Linked DNA regions of Mus musculus: region 1 is linked to region 2. The links are chromatin contacts, found by Hi-C or POLR2A ChIA-PET in ENCODE. All regions are on one chromosome and are shown on one strand. The core of a region is the stretch at or near the end of the contact, and the rest is flanking DNA. Distances in the headings are between cores, read along the strand shown. Region 1 holds the start of 2310015A10Rik (RIKEN cDNA 2310015A10 gene). Region 2 overlaps Rad51b (RAD51 paralog B).

Region 1 (2,732 bases), core at 88-2,587, 630 kb after region 2:
CCTTTGCCCATAGCCCAAGCCATACAGAATTGCACAGAGGGGGCTCTGAGGGCCCATCTTCTCAGTCTGGTTCACACCTATGGTTTTGGTTCCTACCGCACACACCCTGACAGTTCTACTCAGAATAACTTTCAGTAAACACACAAAAGGATTCCATTACAGGGCTTAAGGAAACACCATTATACATACTCCTGTGCTGAAGGTTCAAAACACCTGTGAATAACTCCTAGGCCCCAATCCAGATTAAAACCTATTCAGTCGCTTGGTAGTCCTCTTGCAAGGACCCGTTCCTGCATGACCTACGTACCCAGTAAGACGACCAATTTCATGATGGGCCTGACACTCATGGGTCCTCAGGATTCAGAAGGGAAGGGTGCAGCCACAAAGACTGAGAGTTGCAGAAGCCCAGTGATGACAGCATGTAGGTGGGCTAGCCAGGAAGAGGCACCTTCACTGGAAACAAAGGGGGAAATCAAGAAAGCTTCTTAGTGGGGGCTGACAGAGGAAAAGAATATTCTAGAACCTGAAAACTACAAATGCTAGAACAACCCCGATGTGTAAACTAGGCAAAGAGGAGGAGCCGTGGGGTCTTCTGTCCCTCGGATGACATCAGAATGATTGAGAAACTGGAAATGAGCTGATCACATATAGCACTGGAGCAGCTAGTCCTTGACCCTGGGTTGGTACGGCCCGAGGGCATCTACTGGAATACCACCTTGTCTCGGACCCTGCCACTGGGCTGCCAGGCAACAACAGCCTGGTGATCACTCTGACCTACTTCAACCACCCATGACTTTTAAGCTCTTTGAATATAGGGCAAAAAGAACTAGGAGGCGACTGGGACAAATCCAATCACTGACCGAAGCGCTGGCCCTGCCTACTAATGGCTAACTGATGGCATTTCCAAACACCCCAGGGAACGTGCCAGGGCCTCGAGTTTTCTTCCCGTTCTTAGAAATTCCTCCCCACGCCCATGGCATTACGGTTTCCAAATCCCAGGCCCGCCGCGGGGCTCGGTGGCCGGACCCCTGGCCGCGCCCGGAGCGGCCAGGAGCTGGTTAAGGGCGCCAAGATGGCCGGCTTGTTTTGCTCGCCGAGGCATCACGCGGAGGCTGCCCTTTGCCTCCGGGGCCGCGGTCAAGGTTCCGCCGCCCTCTCTGGCAGGCTGCCCCGGCCGGCCCGAGCGAGCCTCCTCCCCTGCGCCCTGGAGCCTCGCGAACCTTCGAGACCGGGGCGCGGCAGAGCGACAGCGCGGCCAGCCCGGAGCTTCGGGGCCGCTGCTGGCCCTTCGGCATCTCGGAGCGTCTGTCGCCCGGGCGAGCAGACTGCGGCCGCCCCGCCGGTCTTCCCCAGCCGGCCTTTCACGCCGCTCAAGCAGCCGAGGTCGTTCGATGGGCGTGGCAACACTGCCCTCCACTGGCCAGTGTGCCGAATGGCACACGCGGGGCCATCCTAACTGCCCTGGACCACCGGGCACTGAGACCCTTTCTACAGGGTTCTCAAAAGCGTACACCACACTTCCCTAGGCGTCTTCCCATCTGTTGGTCGGACTCCAACTCAGAGTTTGTATTTTATGGCATTCCAGGGTGAATGTTGCTGCTGTTGGCCGCTGGTCCTGAATCTACCAGCTCAGCCCACTTACTTAGGCCAGGGTTCTATCATCCACTCCAGTATACAGTATGCAGACAGAGCACAGAGGACCCTGATGGAGCTCTCAACCATATGGCACTTAGCGGGATAATTTCACAAATCTAAGATGACACTTGAGAAAGTTTTAAATCTTAAGTGTACGGCTGTTTGCCTATATGTATTTCTATGTACCGTGTGCCTGCAGTGCACTTTGAGGCCAGAAGAGGACTTTTTAAATCCCCTGAACTGGAATTACAGATGGCTGTAAGCTTGTAAGGTTGTAAGCACGTGAGTGCTGGGAATTGAACCTGGGTTTTCTGGAAGAGTAGCCAATGACCTTTACTGCTTATCCGTCTCTCCAGCCCCTTGAAAAAGTTTTAATTCACTTATAAAATATATATGCATATATGTATATGTGTGTATATATTTTATATAGTTATTTAAATCAGGGCAGTTTTCAAGACTGGATTCCCTCCTTCTAACATGTGGATTCTGTAGATTCTAACCAAACTCAGATCATCAGGCCTGTGAATCACCTTCACCAAACTGAACCATCTCACCAGGCCCAGTTTGGAAAAGTTTCCATGTTCTTATAGAGGAAAATATTAAGGCACTGAAAGAAGACATAAATAGGGAACTACAAACAGTCCCCAGTTTATCATAATTTCACCTGTAAGGTGAAACATAAATAATATACATTCAGTAGAAACCACAGTTGAATTTTTAATTCTGGGTTTTCCCCCGGACTAGCAATAAACACAGTATTCTTCTGCGGGAAGTTCCTACAGTCGTGAGTGGGAAGCAGACAGTGGTCTATAGTGTACTGCATGGCACAGTGGTGACGTCTGGTACGTTACGGAAGCAGGTGTACTCTCCACGCTACCTGGCCTTTTCAGTTCATTGAAGGGATTGTTGGGACAGGGCTTCACTGCGAATCAAGGAGCATGTGTGATTTATACTGGGCTGTGTGGAAGCTGTCACAAAAGGCCTTTCTGTGGAAATTCTAAAGAGGGGTCTAGAAGAAGGGAGCAGGAAGGTCCTGGAGAGAACCCAAGAAAGCGCTGGGTGTGGTGAGCAGAGGGGACCAGAGCATTGCCACCCAT
Region 2 (2,811 bases), core at 189-2,688:
TTAAATTTTCAAGTGCCTGAAATATATTCTGATTTTAGTTTTTAGGTGAGGAAACTGAAGTACAGAAAGCTTGAACCTTCTATGAGATGTCATTCGCAGAAGTATATTCTGAAATGAAAAACCTCATTGTTTCATCAAAGCCCTTAAGAGAACAGCCCTTTGTGTAATTCCCTGCTTCTATTCCTGTTTTCTGTTGATACCTTAAAGCTTTGCCTATGAACAAAATGCTCATTTTCATATTCTTCTGATTGGGACAAACCATCAGGTTAATGTAGCTTAGGCAGAGCTGGGGCAAGTCTGATGTACAGTGGCTGTTCTGTGTGGTGGCCGTGCTCTGTGTGGTGGCCATGCTCTGTGAGCTCTCCCACGGCCTTATTCCTAACAGGCTTTACAGTCTCCTCACCCACCCACCAGTTCTCCCACCTGAACTAATATTTGGCACCTCTTTACTCAGATGGTTGTCATGACTACCGATGGCTTGATGTTGATAGTGTCCTTCAAGGCTTTTTGGGAGAGAGGTCTTGCAGAAGTGCCGAGTCAGCACTGGCCCCTGAGTGATCACCAGAAGCTTGCCAATCAGGCTAACCACACCCCTGACTTCAGCAAGGCGAAGCCTTAGGAGAAGTTCTACTGCTGCCTTGAGAGACCACATCTGGATGCTGAAAGCCAGATGAATCTTAGAACAACCACAAATCAAGGTCTCCATGATACTCTTGTTTTCTACAGATTTGAGACACAACAGATACCTCCCTCAGAAAACTCACCCAGCGGGTGAGCCTGCTATGTTGATCATTCCATTAAGCCCTAAACCTTTCCTGCAGAAGAAAAATTCTCAAACGTCGATTCCAGAATATGTCAGTGAGAGGTCATGGCAGACAATCAGATGAGTTTATGAGACGCTAAAAAGGAGCTATGTCACTCCTAAAGGGGCTGGCATCGATTTATTACAGAAACCAAGAGCAGAAGGAAGAAAAGCCTTTAGTCTCATTAAGGAATCCAGACAAAAATCCCACTTAATCTGTCTTGCTTTTCCTTTTCCTGCAGTTCAGCTGCCGTGCAGGTGCAGGGCAGCCTGGCAGAAGCTTTGAACATTTGGAAAAAGAAGTCATTACTGAAAGTCACTGACACACACTTCCCTCGGAATGCTGCTGATGTCATGGAAAACCAGGACCTTAGCAGTAACCCTTAACAACCAGAGCTATGGTAAACACTGAGTGTTACCTCCACCAAGGCATTGGTTTTTAAAGACCTTTAACAGGCTAGGGCTTGCCAGCCACAACTCATAAAAACGTTCTTATAATTCTGCCCTCCTTACTAAAAGCCTGGACAACTGCTAAGGTTTCTTTGCCACTCGGGGCTGCAGAGCCAGATTCCTGTCAGTTCCAAGGCTCACTAATCAGATTTTACAGCCCTTCTTTTTCAGTTCTCTCCATACCCCCCCGCCATGCTCACGGGGCTCGGCCTTGGCAGGCTCACTACTTCTTCAAAGAAGTCCCTTGTCTTACTGTGTTGCCTTGATTTCTGGTTGTGTAGTGAACTGGTGTGCAGGGTTTTGCTTAATGTTTTGACAGACTAGTGGTTCGTTAACTTAGTCTGTTAATTGGTGGCCTTTATTTACAGGTTACATTTCAACCGATCTGAGACATTTGAACAAAGTGGCATCTCATTATTCAAACTCTAACTAGGTACGGACTGAGTAAACAGCATGGGCTGCTGTGGAGAACTGTTCAGCATGGCACAAGACACTGAGGTGGGAAGTCGTTTTCTCCCGGCTTGGGTTAAATAGCATTATTTGAACCAGTTTGGCTTCTTTCTGCTTATCCACACAGTGGGAAGAGGCAGGAACCTTGCATTGCTTTTAAAGAGTATCTTCAAGTTGACCACTATATTTGACCACCAAATTGGGATACTTTTGAAGACTAAGGGGCTCTTTTAATAGACACCCTGTTTTAAAAACATCCCCAAGGCTTCCCAAAAACAAATAAGGCATATGGTCACCCTCAACATTGTGCTAAACCCTATTTATCCCAAGCCTTTTGAGAAGGTTGTGTTCACAGTGCTAGAGAGCAGACCATTGAGCTTCTCTGCCTACAAGAAGATAAGTCCATTAGAAGGTCAAGCCCAAGTCATGAACTCCATTCCCTAAGTTAAAGCTACAAGTCTGGATTGACACTATGATCTGCCCGGTTTTGAACACTTACTTCTATTCCTGGGGAACTGTGGTTCCTAACGTGTGATCTTGGGTCCCTGGAGGCCACTGAGATCTTCTCAGGAGGCCTGTGAGGCCAAGCCCTGCTCAGCACCATCAGAAGACATGATCTGCCTTTTCCATTCCTTCTGTCTTACTGCTTTCTATACCTTGGTGCCAAAACTGATCTTAGAAGGCAGCTGTCAATGACCAGGCCAGAACTTCAGCAGATTTGTAAGAATGTAAATGATGTTACTCTTCCACTAAATCTTGTTTTAGAAAATAATTTTCCTTGAGGAAAAGAAAAAGTGTTATCTGTATCAAAGTGTTTTGGGGTTATTTTATCTTATGATTTTTGCAAAATAAATGCATCAGAAGTCATCAGTTACAATTTTTTGTATGCTAAACACAATCCTGCAGGGCTCCAACAATTTCCAAAAAGTTTAACAACTGTGACTCTAGACCTTTGTTTCTCCGCAGGAAGGGATTTGCAGATAAAATAAATTCCTTAATAAGAAAGACCAGCCACGCATCATTGTGTCTACCACAATGTCTTGTGTAGGCTCATACTCTCTTATAAATATGGGTAGGCCAAGCTTCTATGACAGCTCTGAAGTTTCCAT

Evidence for each region. A loop is a pair of places that touch in the nucleus more often than their neighbours do. ChIA-PET counts read pairs that join two places held with the same protein, here RNA polymerase II (POLR2A).
Region 1: POLR2A ChIA-PET joins it to region 2 with 10 read pairs in Patski. The contact joins the promoter of 2310015A10Rik here to the enhancer-like site in region 2. A Hi-C loop is called at or near these places in 1 of 37 maps with a recorded cell type or tissue (gastrocnemius). POLR2A ChIA-PET finds 5 or more read pairs at or near these places in 1 of 5 experiments (Patski).

The regions. Positions count from the first base shown.
Region 1 is chr12:80,131,507-80,134,238 of GRCm38, forward strand. 2310015A10Rik (RIKEN cDNA 2310015A10 gene) reads right to left here and starts at 1,338. Exons shown (of 3, transcript NR_033514.1): 1 at 1,221-1,338; 2 at 308-453.
Region 2 is chr12:79,506,089-79,508,899 of GRCm38, forward strand. All of the region lies in intron 7 of Rad51b (RAD51 paralog B), which reads left to right. Among named protein-coding and RNA genes, the nearest start is that of Rad51b, 210 kb to the left of the region's middle. Within about 2 kb of position 1,439, at least 1 of the 3 ENCODE cell types and tissues checked has a DNase peak (open chromatin) inside an H3K27ac peak, as active enhancers do; it is gastrocnemius, where a contact is called at or near this core.